Regions from separate parts of the Homo sapiens genome. Here region 2 is linked to region 1. Evidence: chromatin loops called from intact Hi-C (ENCODE). Cell type or tissue: PC-9. All regions are shown on one strand. Links, peaks and the distances in the headings refer to the core of each region. The heading gives the core; the rest is flanking DNA.

Region 1 (8,000 bases), core at 1-8,000:
CGGGACACGCACGAGACGGCTGCGGTGTACCGCAGCCCTCCCGAAGGCTTCGATCCAGAGCGCTTCGGCGCAGCGCGCGAAGATTCCCGGGGCGCCTCCAGCCGCTTCCATTACATCCCGTTCGGCGGCGGTGCGCGCAGCTGCCTCGGCCAGGAGCTGGCGCAAGCCGTGCTCCAGCTGCTAGCTGTGGAGCTAGTGCGCACCGCGCGCTGGGAACTGGCCACACCCGCCTTCCCCGCCATGCAGACGGTGCCCATCGTGCACCCAGTGGACGGGCTGCGGCTCTTTTTCCACCCCCTCACGCCTTCGGTTGCGGGGAATGGGCTATGCCTCTGACATGCTTGCGCTCTAGGACACGGCTTGGCCGGTGGCTATGGCGCGCACGCAGCGCCACCCATCTGCCGCTCCCCATTGTAGCGTCGCGCGCCCACTCTTTCACTCGTTCAACAATCTTTCAACAAATGTTCGCCAAACGCGGATGTGTGCCGGACTCGAGGAAGGAGGAGGGCGAGCCACCGCTGCCGCGCCAGAGAAGCATCTAAGCCCATGGGAAGATGCCTTCTGCGCTCCGCGCCCAGAGGAAGGAAAATGTCGTGGGCCAAGCAGGAATGGAGGGAATAGATAGATCCCCACGAGGTGCTGCTTGGCTTCCCCTTCCCGAGCCAATCCAGGGAGGGTGCATGGATGGGGGAAGGCGAGGTAGGGGTGGCAGGGGAGTGGGAATATTGCAACTCGGGGACATTGCAGAGACCCGACGCACGCGGTGGGACCTGCAACCCTTGTAAGGAAGCGGGCACGCCGTGGGCGCAACCCTGGCCTGGCTTTGGGCCATAGAAAAAACACGCAGAGGATGCCTGACGGAAGGCCCTCTGGCAGCTGGCGTCTGGCTTCGTGCGCCTTGGCCACTCTGCCGGTCTCGGCGGAAACTAGCAACTGTGGGCACTTCCAGGCTCGAAAGGGCTCAAGGTCACCGGATTCTGCTGGCCACTTCTTAAAAGGAAAAATTCCTACCTTAAGAAGGCATTTACTCTTGTCATGTATACAGAGGAGAATAGGCACACCAACACGTCTCCAACGCTGGATTATTTTCATGGGAGGTTGAGACATAATTAGAGAGGTTTGAGATATTTGTACCAAAAATAGGAAGGCCAAGAAATAAAGTGTCTTGGGAGCGGTTGAGTGAGGAGGCTAGGGTTTATCTGGGCAGCTGCTCCCTGGGGGGAAGGCACTGGGGTGCAGGGTTGGGGAGGCCAGGGAAGGACCCACCCCACAGTACACCCAGAGAGGAGCTGGGAGCTGGGCAGCCTAGGGCCTGGGCTGCCCAGACTTCTCTCTGAGTATAACCCCAGAAGCTGGGCTGTGAATTGTCTCCAGGTTTCAGGGACCTTATTTTTATTTTTATTTTTTTGAGACAGGGTCTTCCTCTGTGGCCCAGGCTGGAGTGTAGTGGCACAACCAGCTCACTGCCACCTCTGCCTCTCGTGCTCAAGCCATCCTCCCATCTCAGCCTCCCAAGTAGCTGGGACTACAGGCACGTGCCACAACGCCTAGCTATTTTTTTTTCTATTTTTAATAGAGACGGGGGGTTTCACCATGTCACCCAGGCTGGTCTCAAACTCTTGGGCTTAAGCGAACCATCTGCCTTGGCTTCCCAAAGTGCTGGGGTTAGAGGTGTGACCCACCACACCCTGGAGTCACTCCTTTCCAGTGACTCCAGTCTAGTCCCTGCGCCCTCACCCCTCCCTGCCATTTCAGGGCCTTCTGGTTTTACGGCTTCACCATCCTCTCTATCACAGAGAAGAAATTGAGGAGCAATCTAGGTGAATGACTCACCTGAGAAGCCCAGCAATAGGCTCCTGGACTCCCCAGCCAGTGCTCTCCTCCACCCCCATCCCTTCACTCTTCTGCCCCAACCTCTGTTCCTGTGGCCATCAGGTAGGGCTGAACACTTTGGCCTCCTTTTCATGATAAGCCCTAGCTAGACTTGAGGACTCTCTCAACCATTCCGGTACAGAGGTTCCAACCAGTGTTTAAATCAAAGCCAAAAGCCTCCATGTCATCATTCCCAACAGCCCACTTCAATCTGCCACCCAGCTTCCAACAGACCGGGGCAGCTGGACATAAGGGGTGAGCCAGGGAAGTAGCTGCCTAGGCCTGAGCTGACCCCTTAGTGAACCAGAAGAAAGCCAGTGCCCTCCTGACCTCATGCTTAAGGTGGATCCCAGGGCCAGAAGGAAGGGGGACACAGCAGGCACTTACAGGGTTGGTAGCTCCACAGTACAGCAAGCCCTTCCAACCTGGGCTGACACTGCCATAACCCCCACACAGGGCAATTCATCACCCATTGTCAGCCAAGGGCCTGGTGCCAGGCCCTGAGCTTGGGAGACACCAGGGGCAGCAAAGGTGGCAGGACGTGGGCCCGCCCTAAGAGTGCTCTTGCAAATGCAGAGGACAGCCTGGCCTGAGAAGCGTGGGTTTGGGCGAGGAGAAGGATGCAGGCTTCAGGGTTGATTGTGATTTAGAGAGAGGAGAGAAGAATGGGGTGGGGACCCTCAGAAGCAAGGCTAGTTGAGCTGGTTCCAAGAAGACCTGGTTGACCTGCATTGGGGTCTGGACTAACTATAAGCCTCTGTAGGGATGGCTCCAGTTTTAATTTTCCATGGATACATCATGCTCAGTAATTTTGAGGGATATCTTAGCTCCTGTTTTAGTAGCTGCAGATTCTCTGGGGAAGGAGCAGAGGAGGTTCCTTCCCTCCTGCACTTGATATGCTCTGGAGGGAGGCAGACAAGAAATAAACTAGCAAACAAAAGGGTAAGAATATGTCCAGTGGTGATAATCGCCGTCATGGAAATAAAACAGGCCTGTGATAGTGTCTGGGGCTAAATTAGGCTGGATGGGTGGGGGGAACCTTGGAGGAGGTGACATTTGACTTTGGAAGGAACCAGCCAGCGGTGGCCTGGGGGAGGGGTGCCACATGCAGAGGGAACAGCAGGTATAGAACTGTGAGACAGGAACGCACGTTCAGAAATGAGACCGGGGGCTGAAAGGAGAAAAGCGGAGGTGGACTCCTTTGCTGTGACTCCAGTCTAGTCCCTGTACCCTCACCCCACCCCACCAGCAAAAAAAACAAAAAAACAAAAAAACAAAAAACCCGACTCCCCATCCCCGCCTCTTAGCAATAGGGAGGCTGTTTTGTAAACATCTTGGAAACGAGTTGTTTTTCAGTGAACCCACCCCCCTCCCCGCCCACCACCACCCACGAAAGCTTGGCGAGATTCCTAGATCAAAGTTCCTATTGGCCTGGTAATTTATTGACCCCCCACCCCCCGCCCTGCCCCCCTACAAGATGTTCTTTAATGATCGTTCACTCTCACATTTAATCCTTTCCTGCCGGACGCCCCCGCCGGCCTCGATGTACAGATAGATTAAAACGTTTTTTTCCCTGCGGCAATTTCCAGCGTGCAGGCCCCGCTCATCTTGTGACCCGGCTTGAGCTGAACTTGGCGAGGTGGCCCCGCAGAGTTCACTCGGATGTCACGGTCCGGCCTGCAGGGGTCACAGGCGGGTCAGGCCCGAGGATTGGGAATGGGCCCCAGGTCACGTCCCCATTCGTCGGCTTTGCACACCGGCCGGAGGCGCTGTCCAGAAAGGGGCGGACCCGGGATTTCTGAGAATTACCTCCAGCGCGATTGGCCTGGCTTCCTGCAGTGGCCAGAGGTTGGTTCGCCGTGTTTACAGCCACCAAATCGTTTGCCGGAGACTGAAACCCTGCCCAGAGCCTCTGAAACACTGGGCAGGTTATGGGGAAACGCTGACCCCCCGAAACACTCCCTGTGGCGGCGACTCTGGCTTGGAGAGTCGCTAGGATTGTGCGGGTCCCTCCGACCTCTGCAGATATTTCCTGATACCTCCGGGTTTGGGGACTACCGCGAGAAGGGCAACGCATTTAAACTCTCAGGAGCAGAGTTTTCCACCTCCAAGGGACGCCTTCCAAGGCGTGCGGCGTGCTTCTGCCAGAGACAGTGTTCAGTTTTAAACAAATGCAGGTCATTCTGTTTCATTTTCGGCGCCGCAGGTGCGTTCAGCGCCCAAACCCAGGTAGCGTGTGACCCTGACTGGTCCCGAGCCGGGAAGCTCCGGCAGGTGGAGAGCAGAGAGAGCAGGTGCGCGTCCCGCAGCGTCTGAGCTCCGGGCATTGGCAGCTCAGTAGCAGCTGATTGTAGATGGGCAAAGTACAGAAGACTTCCCAGTACGGATCCCTTCACCCCTCCCATTAGGGGTCGGTAGAGCCCTGAGTTTAGGGCCGAGCACCCCCTCACCTGGATGAGGACAGTGGCTTTACTCTGGGTGGGACTTGGGAGAGAGGAGGAGGACTCCAGTGCCCGGTGTACCGGACACCCAGGTAACGCAGTCTACCGTGCCTGGAGCTGGGAAGAGTAGTTGCAACCGGAGCCCCCTTTTGGGAACTCACTACCCTGAGGCTTAGACAGGTCGGGAATGATCGCCTCCCGGTTAAGGAGGAGGAAACAGGCACAGTGATGTGTGGTGACTTGCCCAAGGTCACACGCAGTACAGATGGAGCCGGGCCTCGGAGCCAGGACTCCTGGGCTCCCCTTCCTCTTATACCGTCTCTTTATCCTGCCAGGGCTAAGGACCCCCTTCCCTGCTGTCCAGCTGGGGCGCCAAGCAGCAGGGCCCTCCGAATAGGCGAGCTGTGCTTGGATCTCAGAGACGGGCACCGACTGCCGAGCCCCAGACGAAGTGCCCCAGGGTCGGGGATCAGGCTTGTGCAGGGTAGCACCTGGGGACCTGAGGGACCTGGAGGCCTTCTTGTATCCTGAAGTAGGACCTTCTAAGACTTCATGAGTCCTGGCCCCCTTGCAGGGGTTGGGGAGCTGGGGATCCCAGATCTGCCTATTGCGCCCGATGCCCCGAGGCTCTCTCTTGGACTCTGGCCCTGAGTTCTTCTGCGCGATCCTTCGGAGACGTCTGGAGGCCTGCTTTATGCATCTCTCTTGGACCTCAGTTTCCCCACACGTGGGAGGAGGCAGCTGGACGATTCCTGAAAGGACTTTCCCTTGCTTCCTCATCACGTGGAAGAGAGCCCACCCGGCACCTGGAAATGGAAAGCCAGTGAAGGCTGCTTTGGGCCGGGGCAGCGGGTGGGACCGGGCGGGAGGGATTCCAAAGAGACCGCCGGGAAGGCTAGAGCTTGGAATTCCGGCTCCTCGGAGTCCTGGCCCTCCCCCACCGCCGCCTCGGAGCTCAGCACACCTTGGATGGGGGAGGCGGGCAGCTCCTAGCCCCGCACCCCAGGAGGCGCGCTCGGAGGGAAGCCGCCACCGCGCCGCCTCTGCCTCGGCGCGGAACAAACGGTTAAAGATTTTGGGCAGCGCCTCGCGGGGGGAGGAGCCAGGGGCCCAATCCGCAATTAAAGATGAACTTTGGGTGAACTAATTGTCTGACCAAGGTAACGTGGGCAGCAACCTGGGCCGCCTATAAAGCGGCAGCGCCGTGGGGTTTGAAGCGCTGGCGGCGGCGGCAGGTGGCGCGGGAGGTCGCGGCGCGCCATGGGGCTCCCGGCGCTGCTGGCCAGTGCGCTCTGCACCTTCGTGCTGCCGCTGCTGCTCTTCCTGGCTGCGATCAAGCTCTGGGACCTGTACTGCGTGAGCGGCCGCGACCGCAGTTGTGCCCTCCCATTGCCCCCCGGGACTATGGGCTTCCCCTTCTTTGGGGAAACCTTGCAGATGGTACTGCAGGTAAGGGAGGGTGGGGCGGGACAGGCTGCTTCCCCGGAGCCCGGCGCGGCTCTGGGCTTCTGCTGAAGTCGGGGTAGGCGCCCCCGGGAGGCATGCTATTGCGGCTAGGAGCAGGGCTGGCGGGAGCGCGGCGCTCCCCGGCGCCCCCTCATGCCCACTTCTCTCCTCCGCCTTCCTCCCACAGCGGAGGAAGTTCCTGCAGATGAAGCGCAGGAAATACGGCTTCATCTACAAGACGCATCTGTTCGGGCGGCCCACCGTACGGGTGATGGGCGCGGACAATGTGCGGCGCATCTTGCTCGGAGAGCACCGGCTGGTGTCGGTCCACTGGCCAGCGTCGGTGCGCACCATTCTGGGATCTGGCTGCCTCTCTAACCTGCACGACTCCTCGCACAAGCAGCGCAAGAAGGTGGGGGCAGGAGGCGACGGCTGGACAGGGAGGGGGACCCCATTTATGAGCGGAATTCCGGCTGATGGATGCTAGGCGCGGGCTAGCAGCTTGAGGTGGGCTAGGACCCTCTGCCAGCTCCAGGTTAGCTTTCCCAGCTCGGAGAGTGCCATGTGTCTGGCAGGACTGGGGGTGTCTGGAAGGGGACGGCGGTAGACGAGAGGGGCGGATGGAGGCTTTTAACGCTGTCCCCTCCTCGGGACTCAGGTGATTATGCGGGCCTTCAGCCGCGAGGCACTCGAATGCTACGTGCCGGTGATCACCGAGGAAGTGGGCAGCAGCCTGGAGCAGTGGCTGAGCTGCGGCGAGCGCGGCCTCCTGGTCTACCCCGAGGTGAAGCGCCTCATGTTCCGAATCGCCATGCGCATCCTACTGGGCTGCGAACCCCAACTGGCGGGCGACGGGGACTCCGAGCAGCAGCTTGTGGAGGCCTTCGAGGAAATGACCCGCAATCTCTTCTCGCTGCCCATCGACGTGCCCTTCAGCGGGCTGTACCGGGTAAGGGCGGCAAACGGGCTGCGGACTAGGGGCGCGGGACCTGGGCGTCTGCTCACCGCCGCGCGCTCTCTGCGCTCAGGGCATGAAGGCGCGGAACCTCATTCACGCGCGCATCGAGCAGAACATTCGCGCCAAGATCTGCGGGCTGCGGGCATCCGAGGCGGGCCAGGGCTGCAAAGACGCGCTGCAGCTGTTGATCGAGCACTCGTGGGAGAGGGGAGAGCGGCTGGACATGCAGGTGAGTAGCAGCTTCAGACCAGGCACTGCGGAGTTTGGTCCCCTGGCTTTCCAAGCGCTGTTCCTGGGGCCCCCAAAGCGCGCGCCTGGGGCCCAGCTTTCTGGAGTGGGCGGCCGGCTCAGACTACAGCTATGGAATCCCGAAGGAAGGCTGAGACACCCGGTCAGGAGAGCTGCGGAAGGGGCTGCGGCGGAACTGGGAGCATCCCCTAGCCTTTCCAGGTTTCAAAGGGAAAGTTGGAATTTGCAAAAATGTTAATAAAGAACCTTGCGATTTTAATAAAACTAAGACTTTAACTCAGGAGTTTCCGGTAGAGCGGGGTCGTACTCGCCTTACTGCTCCAGCTGAACTAAAGGGACGTTGCATTTTGTTTAAAGATATTGCTTTCCTTGACTTTCTGTCAGCAAAACATTTAGCCCTTCTAGTCTTCCCTCCAGAACTCTCAGTTCGATTCTGAGTAATCCTTCTGTCAAACCGCAGGCAGACTTGTGAGAATGTGGGTCTCACTCTATTCTTAGGCACTAAAGCAATCTTCAACCGAACTCCTCTTTGGAGGACACGAAACCACGGCCAGTGCAGCCACATCTCTGATCACTTACCTGGGGCTCTACCCACATGTTCTCCAGAAAGTGCGAGAAGAGCTGAAGAGTAAGGTAGGGAGACTGGGTCTGGGGGTGTCCTTATTAGCTTAGGAAATTCAGCTGCTCCCTAGCCAACTTCCGAATAAGTCAGTGTGCTGCCTTCATGGAGTATTTTGAAAGTGCAGGGCCCAGGGCTGCGTGGGCCAGTGGGCAGAATTAGCTTTGTGAATAAACAGGATGGAGTCTTGAGCTGTGAGCCCACTTGGGCAGGGTTTGACCTTGTATTCCTACCCCTCCTCCACCTTTTGCTGAACCGTGGAGATTCTCAGATAGGTTCCACTTTCTTGAATTGGTGTGTCCAAGGGCATACATAGTGTGAATAGCTGATTAGTGTGGGTGGTGGTGGTGAGTGTGGGGTGGGGGGGCGTGGGGAGAAACTTGGTCCTTCTAACTGGTGAGCAGCATTCTCCTGG
Region 2 (17,156 bases), core at 5,428-13,427, 190 kb before region 1:
GAGAACTATAACTTTGATTATAATTAGAGAGGAGAGTCATGCTATCCCCAGGCACAGCCTAAATAAAGATTAAGAATCACTGTATGGGAATTACAGTGAAATTCCCAGTAACAACAGATATCTTTCATATCAGTTAAACTGTTTGAATTATGCACAATGCCATGTTCTTTCCTGTCTGTCTTTACCCGTAATTGAATACCCTCCTCCTCCTTTCTCTACCAATTCAAATATTACCTATTATTGAATTCTCCTATTTCCTCCACGAAATTTTTCCATCTTAGAATACTGCATTCTACATGGATACACACACAAATATATTTTATATGTCTGGATTCTTATAGCATGGACTTTGAAAATGCTACACAGCATTATTTTGTTGTTTGTAAATGTATGTCTTTGTGTATGAATAAGTATGTTTTGAATATAGCCCTAATTAGATTGCCCCTGAGACCTGTGATTTCATACATATCTCATGAATTCCTACTGTGTTACATAACAGAATGCCATGAGTACAACAGACTTAGTAAATCATTTTGGACTGAATTAATGAAAAACACAAACTTTCTTTATAGAAAAACTTAAAAAATATAGAAGAATAGAGAGCAGAAAAAAATCACTTTTATTCCCACTAAAGGATAATCATTGTTGACATTAATTTGAGTTTTTCTATGTAAAGTGGACATGTACTAAATATTGAATATTTATTGAGCAAAGTTATGTTATTCAACATATTAAATGATTACTATTAAATAGTTTTTAAGTGAAGCAGTGACTATAATATATAGAAATTTTCATCCCTTTTTTATCAAAATAAAAATACAATTTTTTGATTATAAAAATAGTAAATATTCATTAAAAAAATTTCAGAACACATGTATATATAAAAATCACTTAAAACCCTTATAACCAAAAGTACTCCATATTTGGTGTGTGTATTTCTGAGTTTGTCCTGTGAGTATATCTGTATTTGTGTGTTCATCTTTTTGAATTTAATATTGACAATGCCTATTATAATGTTATAAGTACTCTGTAAGGTAATTCTTTATGGTTGATTAATATTTTAAAGTACATATATCTTAGCTTATTTAATTATTTCCTTATGTTGCACATTTAAGTGGTTCTCATTTTGTGTGAAATTTTATGAAAAATAATATTAAATCTAAAATAATTTCTTAGTCAAGATCTTCATTCCTGGAGATAAAAGTAATCATGTAGGTAATTATAATAGCTAACATCTATTGAACATTGCCAATGTTTTAAACACTTAAATGCATTATTTAATCTTAACAAGAAGCAAAGAAGGTACCATTGTTATACCCATTTGCAGCTGAGGAAATTGAGGTAGGGATAGATAGATTAGGTCATTTGCCCCCTGCACTCAGTAATTGGTAGAGGTAGATGTGGATGCAGGCCAGTTGACTCCAGAGCCTACACTTTTAATCACTGTGCTTTGCCTTTTAACCTGGAGTATCAGATAATGAAAGCTGCAGTGTCAAAAGATTATTAAATTTTAACCTAAAAAAAGAGAGGGTTTAAAGAATGTGATCGGAATTGCACTCAGGAAGGGAGGGTCCTGTATGTCCAACCTGTGCTAGGGCAGAGGAGGCTCAGATCTTGGAAAGAACTTACAGTAAAGTGATGTAGGTTCCTTCTTCCTCTGCAGTTCCCAGACAGGCATCCAGTAGCTTAAGTGAGACCAATCTCCAGTTCATTTTCCTTAGGAGATAGGGGCTGTAAGAAAAATCACTGACACTTTTACCCTATGCATGCCCCTTTTCATTTCTCAACGATGGAAAAAAACAAAACAATGCAATCCTTTCCTACTTTCCCTTTTCATTCATATCCTCATTCATTCATTCCGGAGGTAAAAAAGAACTTAAATCAAGTTTGCTTTTAGGGCTCTCTCTTACTAGAAGGGATGGTTCTTTTTAGTTTAATAGAGCAAGGCTAATAGAATCTGCGTAATGATTTTTTGTTTTTTGTTTTTGTCATCCCTGAACGGGAAGGCAGGAAACTTACCCTTTGTGGTTTGTAAGGGAGTGTATGTATTGATGTTTTGGTATTGCCCACTTCTTTGTGCAGGAGCTTAATTTCAAGAGAATTAATTACTACAGGCATTGCCATAATAATCAGACAGATACTGTGGAAATCAGCAATGAATGTATTACTGACATTGAACATAAATAATATCAGCAACTGAAAGACGATTTGTGCAGTCATCTCCTTTTATCTTTTTTTTTTCCTGTAATATCCTTCAGCATTCCTTATGAGTCTAAGATTTGGATTGTCTACCTGGCTCTGGCCTTTTAGAAGCCACATGGTGTTGAATAAATCCCTTAACTTCTTTGAGCCTCATTTTCCTCATCTGTGAGATAGATATAAAACCAGTTGTCCTTTATACTTCTCCAGGTTCTTGATACCAAATGCAGTGATGTATGCAAAATTGCTTTGTGGATTGCAAAGCACTAATACAGATGGAAAAAGATGATTTTTATTTTTTGTTTTGTTATTTATATTCTGCTTTTGAGTGGGAATTGCCTTTTTCAACTTCATGTTTTCTTTCTGATTCTTCTGCAAAGCTGAGAAATGACCAATAGAAGTGGACTGTGTAGTCAGGGTCAGTGATGGGAGTTGGGATCAGCCTTATATCACTAACTGTGTTTTTGTTTTCCTCCATACTACTTCTGGATATACTTATATGGCAAAATTCTTTGTCTTTTGAAAAACATTTAACAAATTAAATATATATGTATATTACATATTTAGTTTTAAAAATATATTTTTGTCATTAGGAAAAGGATATGTCTTTAGGTAAAAATAGTACAAACCTCATGTTGCATAGATAATGCAGATAGTTCCAGTTATCTGGTCATTGGGCAAAAAGCAAGCACTTAAGGTCTTCAGCTCCAACCTTTTGTTCCATTTCCTATTGCTGGAATTTTCTATTCATTTCTTCTTGTTGGATAATTAAACTGGATGATGGTAGAGATGGTAAACCGGCATTTATTCATCCTTGCCCTGCTCAGCCTTGGGAGTGGGTGTATTCTGGCTGGTAGATTGACTGCTTTTATTTGTTTGCCATGTTATGGTTTAGGTTTTTCTGAGCATCTGCATCAGTAATTGAAGTTGCTACAGTACTGATGGTGAGGTGACTGCTGATCTTGAGTCTCAGCTACTTGATTTTCCTTATCCTCTTCATTGTAGTTCTTTCTAGGTCGTCTTTGGCGAGAAAGGTCCCTGTGGACATCTCTTTTTGGTAATGATGCCAAGCAGGCACATGAAGGTCCAAGACAGAAAAAAGGGCAAAAGAAGACAGCAAAAAAAGGAACCTTAATCTTGATCCTAGGACTTTATAGGCTCCCCTTTTTCCCATGATTCTTCCCTTAGGGTGGACTTTCCGCATGCCCAGTGCCCTCCTTACCCTTTGGAATTGAGCACACACAGTGTGTTTAGGGAGTGATACGCGTGCCCATCTGATGTTTTCTTTCCTTTTTTGGTGGAGTGCGCCCCTGGAAGATCATACTTTACCATTTTTGTCTCTTATCACACATGCATGCCCAGGAAGTTGCTTCTTCCTGGGGGTGCCAAATTATCATTTTTAGAGAGATAATGCGATAATTGTCAAACTGTCACCTGACATTTCTGGTGGGTGGCGGGGAGAGCCCTCTCCTGCCCTGCCCATGCCTATCTACCTGTAACAATGACAAATGTGTTGTTTTTTTAAGCCAGGTTTTTCTCAATCTACCTTAAAGGTTTTAAAATTGGTTTATACCTAGTCAAGTTGAGATTTTTAAGAACTTCATTTTTAATTTGTAATAAGAGCTTATCACTTTTTTCCAAAGAAATCAACAAACTGAGGCCACTTGTTAAAAAAGGTCTTTAAAAATATGTATGTATTTCAGGGGGTTCTTTGTTTCAAAGTTAGAATTAAATATATTTGCAGATGGCTTTCATTTTTAAAATTTTCTGCAGTTTAGTAAAGTTGTTGCTTCCACCTCAGGATATACTTTATACAATGTTGTCTTTTCCAGGACTGCCAAAAATTATCTTTTTAAGCATTAACTTTGCTTAATGTTTTCCCCCTATAAAATGCTAATGTTATTATATAGTTTAGAAGTAGATTAAAAGGCTCATAGAGGCCAGTTGTGGTTGTTCACACCTGTAATCCCAGCACTTTGGAAGGCTGAGACTGGAGGACCCCTCAAGACTAGCCTGGGCAACGTAGGGAGACTGTGTCTCTACAGAATTTTAAGAAAATTAGCTGGGCATGGTGGTGCACGCCTGTGGTCATAGCTACTGGAGAGGCTGAGGTGAGAGGATCACTTGAGCCTGAGGTCGAACCTGTAGTGAGCTGTGATCACACCACTGCACTCCAGCCTGGGAAACAGAGTGAGACTCTGTCTCTAAAAGAGAAAAAAAAGCTCATAGGTCTGTTAGAAATTTTAGGTTATTTTTCATTCAGTAATTTCAGTATTATCCTCATATATGACATCTAACATGAATAAATCATAAAAAATCATCCTTTGTAGATTTTCAAATGCTGATGAAGAAGACAAGTAAAATATGTTTTTGTTTGTATTTGATTGATATTCAATTCCTTATAGATCTTATCCATCAGTACTGATTTCCCATCAGTTTTCAATATATGTAACTTTTATATATTTATTGCAAATTCAAACACTGATTTTAAGATGTTCTTTAGTAAAATTATTATATGTGTTCTTTCAATATTTGAATGCCTGTTGTATGTCAGGCACTCTGTAATGTATAAAAGTTTATCCTGTGCTGTGTTGTTTATACTTACCCATAGGAGCCTGGAATTGCCAGATAATTTTTGTGCTGTTTATGATTCTGTTCTGCTATTTTTTTTAAAACAGTTATATTAAAGCAATAGGTAACAGGGTAAAACCACTTCAAAAAATAGGGAAATCTTATTTTTATTTTTATTTCATAATACTTAGTTGTTGATTAGGTCGAGTATGAGATTCACATCATATTTTGATGTGGTACTAAATGAAAATACAGTCATCCCAGTTTTTGTGGGGATTTGCTTCCGGGAACCGGTGTGGATACCTAAATCCATGGATGTTGAAATCTCTTATATAAAATGGTGTAGTATTTACATATAACCTATGCACATACTCCCATGTACTTTGTCATCTCTAGATTACGTATAATACCTAATAACAATGTAAATGCCATGTAAATAGTGGTTTACTGTATTGGATAGGGAATAATGGCAAGAACAAAAGTCCATGCATGTTTAGTATAGACGCAACCACCCATTTTTTTTTTCCTTGAATATTTTCCATCTGTGGCTGGTTGAATCCAGGGATACGGAACCCCCAGATACAGAGGGCCGACTGTACTTGGATTTCTAGAGGTTACTTTTTGGTAAAGGGTGCCCTCTAGTGAGCCTGTTCTTTTTATTAAGATTTGTAATTTATATCCTCACAGCACTTGTGAATTGAATGTAGAAATAGAAGACACCTTCAGTTCTCAAGGAACTTAGAAGATAAAATATACACCAAGTAGTGGGAGAGTAAATTTGATGTACATATTAATAAAAGATAGTGTAATATAAACCTTGTGTTAAAAAAAATGGGAAAATTTCTGGTAATGGGAAGGTTATCCAGTATAGCTATTTATGAAATTAACATTAAGGAACTGTCTTGAGCTGAAATTTGAAGGAAGTTTAAAATTAGTATTGAAGCATATGGAGGGGGAAGGGCATCCAGGGGTAGAAAATAAGTTTAGGACAGCACCAAAAAGGACTAGTGCCAAAAGGGAAAAAAATGGAGAAAAAAGGAATTATCCTGGGAAATATTTTAAGTTTAATACTATTTTAAATATTTTATGCAAATTTCCAAGTAACTTGTATTCTACATGAAAACTTTTTGTTTTTCTTTAGGAATTCAGGAAAGACTTGGCTGGGCAGTTGTAGGTTGGGGTCTCGTATGTGGTTGTAGTCAAATGGATATTGGTTGCTGTCAGCTACCTGCTGGGGCTGAAGTAATCTGAAGTCTCAACTGGACTAGACAGCCAAGATGGCTCGCCCACATTGCTGGCAGTTGCTGTGGCTGTCATTTGGGAGTGGCTACATGTGGCCTTTCCAGCTTGTCATTTTTAGGATAGTCAGATTTCTTACATAGTGGATGGCTTTCTCCAGACTAAGTGTCTAAAGGAGGCAGGTAGATATTGCATGGCCTTTTCTAGTCTTTGAAGTCACATAGTGTCACTTCTGTCATATTCCATTGGTGAAAGTAGTCACAAGCCTGCCCAGATTAAAGGAAGGGAGTGTAGACCCTTCCTCTTATTGTAAGATGTGCAAAGAATTTTGGACCTATGTCATAATACTACTTCATTTACTTTCTTGCCTCTCTGAAGAATAGGTTCAGTGTAGATAAATTTTAATGATTTAAGGAATAATTGTGCTCTGTATTAAAGTTGCCTGTGTATATGCCTGTTTTCTGCACTTCATTTTCAGTTTCTATTGCTTGTGCACTTACACAATGCTTAATATTGGTAGAAGGAATCTTCCTTTTTCTTGACCTACGTATTATTTCCTTGGAGCTGTTGTGTTTCTGATTTGCTTCTGGATTGCAGAGTATCAGCGATATGGTTTGGCTGTGTCCCCACTCAAATCTCTTCTTAAATTATAGTTCCCATAATCCCCAATAGTCATGAGATGGACCAGGTGGAGATATTGAATCATGGGGGTGGTTTCTCCCATCCTGTTCTCCTGATAGTAAGTTCTCACGAGATCTGATGGTTTTATAAGGGGCATTCCTCTTTGCTTGGCTCTCATTCTTCTTCTCCCTGCTGCCATGTGAAGAAGAACACGTTGGCCTCTTCTTCCACCATGATTGTAAGTTCTCTGAGGCCTCCCAAGACATGTGGAACTGTGAGTCCATTAAACCTCTTTTTCTTTATCAATTACCCAGTCTCGAGTACGTCTTTATTAGCAGCATGAGGACAGACTAACACAATCAGAGAATGTTATGGGAAGGTTGTTATTCATGTCTGCTGTATTTGATAAAATGGTTGGGAAAATGTTAAGAGTACTGGATATGATACTTTTACATTGGTTTTTTTCTTGGTATTTCATATTGCTAACTAACTATAGTAGAAATATTTTATTCCAAGATTGAGTGGCTACTTTGAGCAAACCTTTTGTGCATTTAAGATAAGGAGGTGGTGGTTGGGCACAGTGGCTCACGGCTGTAATCCCAGCACTTTGGGAGGCCAAAGCAGGTGGATCATCTGAGGTCAGGAGTTCGAGACCAGCCTGGTCAACATGGTGAAACCCCATCTCTACTAAAAATACAAAAAATAGCCAGGCATGATGGCAGGTGCCTGTAATCCCAGCTATTTGGGAGGCTGAGGCAGGAGAATTGCTTGAACCTGGGAGGCAGAGGTTGCAGTGAGCCAAGATCGTGCCACTACACTCCAGCCTGGGCAACATGAGTGAGGCTCTGTCTCAAAAAAAAAAAAAAAAAAAATTGGGAGGTGGTGTCTTTGCTATTTGTTGTTTAAAAGAAAATAATTCCAAATCATGTGGCTTTATGAAAAAAGACCCCATCTCTCAAAGATAATTTATCTACTATCTTTAAATAATATTTTAGCCCATTGTTTCTCACATGGTTGTTACTGAAATTTTGGGTTTCTTAAGTATATCTGGAGGCTACTGAAGAGAGTTGCGGTGTTTCAAGTCTCACTTCAGACTCTAACTTCAGGGTTTCAAGTGGGTTATAAATTGATATTGCAGAGGCTGCTCCACTGAAAGATTAGATCAGATTCTCAATTTATATAACAAAGAATACAAAGATTTACTAGAAACAACATGGTCACTCAGGTAGGAACAAATAGAGTGTCTCAGTGTAGCTTCTCCTACTTTCCAGGATCCATACGAGAGGCACAGAAAACTGCTGATAACTTTATCTGGGCAATGTAGGGCAACGTTCTGCATCTCAGAAAGCTTACTATTTGCTATATAACTGCCCTTTCATAATTGGGGCCTATGTATGTCCTATTCTGAAAGAACTGTAACAATTCATGTGCTTCTGTTTAAATAAATGTTTTCAAATCTTGGCTTTAAATCAATTGTGAACTAATTTGTTGCAGGAGAATTTGGTGAATTTACCACATTTACTGATATATCCAAATTCTATATTTTGAAATCATTTTGAGATTGACAGCAAGTGATGTGTATTGGATAGGATGATTTTAATAGCTTTTGGTAATTTCTATTGTTTCTTTGTGTTTGCTTTAAAAACTGTCTTTATAGCAGCATTTTAAAGAATGTTTAGTTTGTCAAAAGCTGGTAATTATAACATGGTTAATTGTCTTATATATTTAATATTCAGAAAAATATAGTTTATAGTTAGTAACCAAAATTTCAGTACTAGTCAATAAGATTAGCACCTAGAATCTGAAAAGAATTCAGTATAAATATGAAATTGCTAAAGAAGTATCATATGTACTCTTACTAATATGAAATACCAAAGTTTAATTACTAATAATGAGAAATATAAAATTAAGATTTATATGCTAGAAATTAAGCTTGATATGCCATTTGAAGAACTGGTGAAATAATAGTAAAAATGCCTATACTGGAAGAATAAAGAATGCGCAGAAGAGTGTGAAAGCAATTTTTTATTGATAGAAATGCAAACTTAAGGCTAATGTATCATTTGAAAAACTGGCAGAAAATAGGTTAGTGTTTGAAAAGGTATAAAATGACATTAAAAAGCATTAAAGGAAGTCAGAAGTAACTGATAGTATTTTGTCAGGGGTAAAAGAGTTAAGTTTTGTTTTCTTTTTGTTCTTTTCTTTTCTTTTCTTTTCTTTTTGAGATGGAGTCTTGCTCTGTTGCCCAGGCTGGAGTGCAGTGGTGCGATCTTGGCTCACTGCAGCCTCTGCCTCCTGGGTTTAAGTGATTCTCTTGCCTCAGCCTCCCGAATAGCTGGGACTACAGGTGTGTGCTACCACAACTGGCTAATTTTTTTGTATTTTTGGTAGAAACAGAGTTTCACCATGTTGGCCAGGCTGGTCTCAAACTCCTGGCCTCAAGTGATTCACCTGCCTTGGCCTCCCAAAGTGCTGGGATTACAGGCTTGAGCCACTGTGCCTGGCCTAAAGTTTTGTTTTCTGATAAAGGTTTGTAGAAAGCTTTGACACCAAAAGGTGTCAGTTGACACAAGCAGTGTCAATGCCCAGGGATTCCTGAACAATATTTCTGCTTCTAGTTTTCCAGTATTTGGAAGTCCATTTTCTTGCTAGTTTTTGTTTTTTCTTAAAAGCAGTTGATTGACATTTAGTAAAATACATGGGAAAGTCAGCCAGTGACTAGCATTTTAATGGCAATTGCTCTAGGTACTTTCTCAAATTATACACTATGCAGATGTAGCCCCTGACCATGCTCTTTTATGGTTATGCAACCAGTATATGTATTCTGTTAGTGAACAAAGCATTCTGGGACAGAGAAAAGCCATTTTTATTTTGTCTAGAAAAGAAACAATACTATTCTAGCAAATATAAGTAATTTCGGGACATTAGAATTAGATACTTTGAGATTATATCAGATTTTCCTCAAAGTGTAGACATTATTTTAGTAAAAAAGAGTAAATACATTTTATTTTCTTCACAGTTGTAATGGATTTATTCTTTACAATGAAGACTGCAGTGAATTAAAAAGATACCCAAAATAGTGTAAGGATATTACATGCTTTTTAACAAAAAATATATAAAAAGTGATGAGTTTTTTTCACAATAATACATCGTGAATGTTGGTTTTTCATCAGAAAGGGAACTTTTCCTTAAAAAAAATACTGTGGAATTTGATTACTAAGTCATTTATTTACAGAATATAGCATCTTTCCAAAAAATTCAAGTGGCCGTAGTTTCTCAGTTAAGACATTTGATTTGATGATAAAAGCATTAATTTCTAGTGAACCAATTTTAACATTTTAATGTCTTATCTTTCTTTTTGTATTTATTTTACTACCACTAGGTGGAGCCCTAAACACACAATTCAAGAAAGTATCTCTGCAAGATACTTTGTTTAAATTCCCTAAAGCCAATTTATAATCAGTTACAGCGAGTTAACTCATATTTAAACTTTGAAAACTTTGGTTTTCAAGGGTTGATATAATGAAGATAGAAAATGTGTTTGATACTTAAAATTTTTTTAGCTATATTTTTGAGACACAAAGTATTTTTATACATTCCGAGTTGCTAAAATTAAAATATGTAAGTAAAATCTTTAGTGTGGCATAAGCCATATTTGTTCTCTGTTCACATGAAGGTTAAAGTCAGCTCTTTTTTTTTTTTTTGAGATGGGAGTCTTTCCCTGTTGCCCAGGCTGGAGTGCAGTGGCGCAATCTTGGCTCACTGCAACCTCTGCTTTCCGGGTTCAAGTGATTCTCCTGCCTCAGCCTCCCAAGTAGCTGGGATACAGGTGTGCATCACCACGCCTGGCTAATTTTTGTATTTTTAGTAGAGACAGCGTTTCACCATATTGGCCAGGCTGGTCTGGAACTCCTGACCTTGTGATCCACCCACCTAAGCCTCCCAAAGTGCTGGGATTACAGGCGTGAGCCACTGTGCCCAGCCATCTCTTCTTTTAAAAATGATTTTGCATCTGTACTTCTGTCTGAGTTGCATTAAATTTTGCCAGAATTAGACATTTTATTGTGTTAAGCTTTTGGAAGGGATGACTGAGCTAACCCCCCCCTCTTTTTTACTTTTAAACAAATTTTATTTTATTTATTTATTTATTTTACCTTTGTCCTGAACTCTCTTACATTGATGTGTCATTATCTATATATAGAGCACTAAGGTATACTCTTATTGGATGTGGGAGAATGGAAAGTTTACTAATTTTCTAATGTTCGCTCTTGCTGGTTCTAGCATATAAATATGTGTGTGTTTGTTTACAGGAACTTGATTAGACTTAACAATAGAAATTATAAAATTTTGGGAGACTGAAAGAACGAAAAATTATTTTTGTTAAAATTGTTTATTGATTCAAAATTTAGAATGGCAATAAATCTAGCACATTCATATATGAATTAGGTAGATATAACTATAAACCAACTAGGCTCAAAGAGTGAGTACTGCTTAACAGCATTTCCTTTCTGTTCCTACAAATCAGAATTTCAAAGAATAATGATTATCATTTAAAGAAAAAAAGAAAAATAGCTTTTTCAGAGTCTCTTCAACTGAGGTCAAGTACAGGGCCCTCGATTTTCTCTACTTCTTTTTGCTCCTCCTTATTTTGTTGCATTTGTAATTTAAAACTGCGTAACTATTAGCTATGCCTCAGTTATCATCCCCCTTTTCTGTCCATTGGTTGATTTCACCTGATGGGTGCAACAGTGCACATCAGGGATTCCCTATTGAGTCATTCTCAATTGTTGATCTTCAAAGGTGATCTGGTTGGTTGCTATGCTGGTAACTTCCCTCTGCATTCTATGCTGCTTATCACCATTTCTGACTGGAGAGTCTATGTAATATAGTAGTTCAGAGCACTGACTTTGGAGTCAGGTAGACCTGGGGTTAAATCTTGACTCTGTTACTATATGACTTCAGACTCAATGTCTTAATCTTCCCAAACTACATTTGTAAATTGTGATGCTAACAGAATCCATGTTGTAAAGCTGTAATGATTAACATAGTTAAGCCAGAAGTATGTCTGGAATAGCAAATGGTTATCTGGGGTCAGAAGAGAGTTGGGACAGCCTGAGACTTAGTAATTGGTAGATCAAGACCTACTCTTCTCATTCACAGTACTAATTCTTTAATTTTTTTATTGGAACTTATGGTTCTGTTTTTATACTTAATGAGATAATGCATGTAAAGCACTTAATACATAATAAGTACTTGGTTGGTTGTTATTATTTTTATCATTACCATCATTAAGCCAGAAGCAGCAGACATGACTCCTCTCTGGCCGGTTAAGTCACTGTGGGGAATTGTTGACCTGAAGAGCACATCTTCTCTTCATTTTCTTCTCCTTCCACTATCTTTCCAAATTGTCAGGCTGTCTGATTCAAGGTTAACCCTACATGGTTATCAAGAGAGAAGGTCCATAAGTTCTGCTATACATACTGTGTCAAGAGATTCTTGGGATAAGAGTAGCTTTTGTTTTTTTCCTCATTCCAGTGTTCTGATACATGTCCACCTTTTCTCCTTTCTTGCCTCTCTCCATTCAGTCAGCTATTTATTATTGGCCTTATTAGCAAATTTCTAGACTAGTTATTTTTAATATTACTTTTTATCAACGTAAGTAGAGGATTAAATCAACTACTTGTAGTGATTAATTTAATTTTTTTTTTTTTTTTTTTTTTTGGAGACGGAGTTTCGTTCTTATCGCCCAGGCTGGAGTGCAGTGGTGTGATCTAGGCTCACTGCAACCTCTGCCTCCCGGGTTCAAGCAGTTCTCTCCTGCCTCAGCCTCCCAAGTAGCTGGGATTACAGGCGCCCGCCACCACACCCAGCTAATTTTGGTATTTTTGGTAGAGACAGGGTTTCTACCTGGCCTGTTGGCCAGGCTGGTCTCAAACTCCTGACTTCAGGTGATCTGCCCGCCTCAGCCTCCCAAAGTGCTGGGATTACAGGAGTGAGCCACCGTGCCCAGCCGATTAATTCCATTTTGAGCGCTTGCTTGCTGGCTTTTAGATTTGTGCTGCATTTATTAAAATGACATAGATCTAGGAACTTTCTAGGCTTTTTCTAGGGCCAGCATTCTATCATTTGATGAATTTTTGATTCTGGCACTTGCCTGATTCTTCAGTACATTCTTTAAATGCAATTTATTCCTGTGGTTTGGAACTTTTATTCACCTTGATGACTTTATTTCTGTGTACTCTGCTCATTGATATGGGTTGTGGGTGACACGTGGGGGTATCAGCTGTGAGTACAGCTTATGTGCATGTCTGGAATAGCAAATGGTTATCTAGGGTCAGGAGAGAGTTGGGACAGCCTGAGACTTTGTAATAGATCAAGACCTACTCTTCTCATTCACAGTACTAATTCCTTAATATTATTTTTATTTCTTTCATTGGAACTTACGGTTCTATTTTTTAATAGCAGAAGGCATGGAATGTAAATAGTTTACCCCTCTCAGGCTTTGGTTTTCTATTAATGGAGGGTGGGTATTGCATATATTCTAAAAAAAAATATTGTTTTTCTCCATTATAGCACAACAGAAAAAGAGGAGTTCACCTGTGATGCTATAGTAGATGCACTGGCAGTATCCTGAATTACTATAAAGCAGGAGGAGTTTTGTTTTTAAAACTTTGAAGAATATATTGGAAAAACATACCAAAGGATTTACTTTGAGAACTTTCTAAACTGAAATAGACTTCTGGGAAAGAACTATTGTTCTCTTCTTCCTGTTTATTTATGTTATTACTCTTCTTCAAAAGGGATAACAGTATCTCCTTTATATCCACAAAAGCAGTCAAATCCTCCCTTGAAGGGACTCTGTATTCGGGTAGTCCTGAAATATCTCTTGCTAGATTTTTGCTCCAATGTGATAATTGTAATATAAAAAATTCTTTTGGTGTATTTTGTTTATTATTTGGTATTTTAAGAGCCAGATAAATGTCCAACTTTTAATAAAATGTGTTAAACATAGAAATGTGTATGTATATTACTTAAATACAATACTTTCTCATAATCATGACATAAAAATTTGTTTATAGCACACCAAGGTCAGTTAAGATAAACTTCTTGCACAAGAATTTTCCTTAGAAATAATGTTATTTAGTTAATAGTTCTTGTTATATATGTTAATTGTGGGAAAAGTACGAAGTAGGAATTTTAGTACTGCCTCAGTTACTTACCAGCTAGGCTATGTTGAGCAAGTCATTTATCATTTCTATACTGTTTACTCATTTGTGAAAAAGAGGCAGTGATAGTTTCTCTGATGTGTATAAGAAATAAATGAAACACTAAATGTAAAAAATGCAAAAGGACATATAAAAATGTTAGGTGTTAGTGGTAGTCAGATCCTTTGGTGTGATAATTGAGTTTTGGTCATATTTATTTGATATTTGTATCTAGTACTCAGTTGTTCAGCCACTGGTTCACTTGTTTAACGAGGATTTGGTTGTCTCATGTGTATACTATACTAGTCATTAGTGTATGTTAAGCACTTACCATGTGTCAGTTATTGTTTAAGAATTTTTCATGTTTACTAATTTAATCCTCCTAACACTCTAATGTAGATACTATTTTTTAAAGACTTTTTTTTCTTTAGAGTAGTTTTAGGTTTCTAGCAAGATTGGGAGGAAGTACAGAGATTTCCCATATATTCCCTATCCTACTCATCCAAAGCCTCCCCAGCGTCAATATCCCTCACCACAGTAGTAGATTTTTAAAAACTGATGAACCTACATTGACACATCATTATCATTCAAGGTCTAGTCTAGATTCATTTCTTTGCATGTGTATGTCCGGTTGTTTTAGCACCATTTGTTGAAGACTGTCTTTTCTCTATTGTATTACCTTTGCTCCTTTGTCAAAATTCAGTTACTATGTTTATGTGGGTTTATTTCTGGTCTGTCTATTCTGTTCCATTGATCTGTTTGTTTTACCAATACCATGCAATCTTGATGACTGTAACTTTATAGTAAATCTTGGGTCGTGTTGTCAGTATTCCAATTCTGTTCTTTTTTTTTTTCTTTCTTTCTTTTTCAGAGTGGGGGTTGCGCTCTGTCACCCAGGTTGGAGTGCGGTGGCACAATCATGGCTCATTTCTGTCTCAAACTCCTGGGCTCAAGCAATTTTCCCATCTCAGCCTACTGAGTAGCTGGGACTACAGGCGTGTGCCACCATGCCTGGCTGAATTTTGTCCTTTTTCAATATTGTGTTGGCTATTTTGGGTCTTCTGCCTTTCTATATAAACCCAAGGATCAGTTTATCGATGTCTGCAAAATAACTTGCTGGGATTTTGATTGGGATTGCCTTGAATCTATAGATGAAGTTGGGAAGAACTGATACCTTAATGATATTGTCTTCCTCTTCATAAACATGGAATAGTTCTTTATTTATTTAGTTCCTTGATTTTTTTAAAATCAGAGTTTTGTAGTTTTCCTCCTGTAGATCTTGTGTATTTTTTAGATTTATATCTAAGTATTTCATTTTGGAGGATGCTAATGTAAATAGTATTGTGTGTTTAACTTCAAATTCTACTTGTTCATTGCTGTATGTGCTATTATTATCCTGATTTTATGGTTGTGAAAACTGATACTTAGAGAATTCAGGTGGCTTACCTGAGGTTGAACTGCTAGTAAGTGCCTTTTCTAATTCCATCCATTCATCTATTAATTCATGCATTTATTAATGAATTATTTATTGAGCTTCTGTTATATGATAGACACTATTCTAGGGCTGGGGATGCAATAGGGAACAAAACAGTCAAAAACTATGTCCTCATGCAACTTACATTCCAGTAGGGGAAGACAGATAATACTTAAAAGTGTGAAACAGAGAGTATATTCTACAGTGGAAGGAATGATATAGTGATAAACTCCTTTGTTTTAGAAGATTAAAAAATAAAGCAGGGAAGGGGATAGTGTGTGTGTGTGTGTGTATCTGTCTGTCTGCCTATCTATCTCTGTGTCTGGTCTATCTAGATAGCATAGATGGGAATATGCCTGTGTATTAAGAAAGCCATGAGGAGGCCAGTGTTGCTGGCATGGAATAAGTAAAATGGAGAGTAAGTAACAGGAAGTGAGGTCAGTGAGGTAACAAGAGGCAAAATTATGTAGGGTCTTATGGGCTGTTGTAAGATAAACTGGGTTTTGAGCAGAAGAGAGACATGGGCTTTGCCTTAGGTTTTAATGGGACAATTCCCATTAGCTATCATCTGGCTGCTGTATTGAGAACAGACTGAAAGGGAACAAGGATGGAATCAGGGAGACCAGTTAGGAAGCAGTTGACAAATCTACGCAAGACATGTTGTTGGCTTAGTCCAGGGTGATACCAATGGGGAGGTAGTTTGCTGGAGAAGGAGAATAGTCAAGGGTGAGTCCAAGGTTTTTTGCCTGAGCAACTAGAAAAGTGGGGTTTACTGAGATGAGGAAGACTATGGGAAGGGCAGGTTTTGTGAAAGGAGATCAGGAATTCATTTTCGGACATATTTGAGGTGCTTATCAGACATCTAATTGGAGAGATATATGAGTTTGAGGAGAGGTCAGGGCAGAGATAAAAATTTAGCAGGTGTCAGTGTGCTTATGGAATTTAAAGCTACAAGTCAAGATGACATGGAGATAGAAAAGAGAATATGTCCAAGATCAGAGCCTAGTTCTAACTCAGCTCTTACAGAACCTACATTTTTTAAAAAATTAAAAAAATTAAAATTTATATTTGACGTACATTAGAATGTAGGCATAGATGCCAAGAACCTAAATTCTTTTTTTTCTTTTTTAGACGGAGTTTCACTCTGTCACCCAGGCTGGGGTGCAGTAGTATGATCTTTGCTCACTGCAACCTCTGCCTCCCGGGTTCAAGCGATTCTCCTGCCTCAGCCTCCTGAGTAGCTGAGATTACAGGCACCTGCCACGACACCCAGCTAATTTTTGTATTTTTAGTAGAGACAGTGTTTCACCATGTTGGCCAGGCTAGTCTCAAACTCCTGACCTCAAGTGATCTGTCCGCATCGGCTCCCAAAATGCTGGGATTACAGGTGTGAGCCACTGCACCTGGCTGCCAAGAGTCTAAATTCTTAATAATTGGTATCCTATATTGTTACCTCTTGTATTAGAGAGTGTATTCATTAAAAACCTAAGACAGAGGCTACCCTCAAGAAGTTTATGGTCTATTTGGGGAAACAAAATATATTTTAAATACAAAACATGTAAATTACAATACAAAGTAATATATGATTACGTGTCAGAATAACTGTAAGGGGTTGTAAGTTTACCTGTCCTGCAGATGAAAAGATTACTTGGCATGGGAATGATTGGCAAAGGCCTGCTGGAAGAAATGGGACTTGAAATGAACCTCAAACAATGGGCAACGGATGTGGGGTGAGGTTTGGAAAGTTCCCAAGACCACTCTCAGGTTCAAAAATTTGCTAGAGGGACTTGCAAAATTCAGCAAAGTTGTTACACTCATAGTTACTGTTTGTTACAGCAAAAACAACA

The links. Hi-C counts contacts between places; a loop is a spot of excess contacts. Peaks named below come from ENCODE experiments on the same cell type or tissue, not always from the same donor. Only the 100,000 strongest peaks of a DNase experiment are listed, where the experiment ranks them.
Region 2: a loop joins it to region 1, with 6 times the contacts of the local background. A loop is called at or near these places in 17 of 110 quality-filtered maps.

What each region holds. Positions count from the first base shown.
Region 1 is chr10:93,068,362-93,076,361 of GRCh38, forward strand. CYP26C1 (cytochrome P450 family 26 subfamily C member 1) reads left to right here. Exons shown (of 6, transcript NM_183374.3): 6 at 1-1,179. The coding sequence ends at 336. It overlaps CYP26A1 (cytochrome P450 family 26 subfamily A member 1), which reads left to right and starts at 5,532. Exons shown (of 7, transcript NM_000783.4): 1 at 5,532-5,762; 2 at 5,947-6,171; 3 at 6,418-6,708; 4 at 6,788-6,946; 5 at 7,465-7,599. The coding sequence starts at 5,574. In PC-9, for the core only: no CTCF peak of the experiment used is centred there; a DNase peak (open chromatin) is centred at 3,640; H3K4me3 peaks cover 2,643 bases; H3K27ac peaks cover 561 bases.
Region 2 is chr10:92,875,063-92,892,218 of GRCh38, forward strand. The region is part of intron 1 of EXOC6 (exocyst complex component 6); the gene reads left to right. Among named protein-coding and RNA genes, the nearest start is that of EXOC6, 35 kb to the left of the region's middle. In PC-9, for the core only: CTCF peaks have their summits at 5,604 and 10,029 (motif pointing right); no DNase peak of the experiment used is centred there.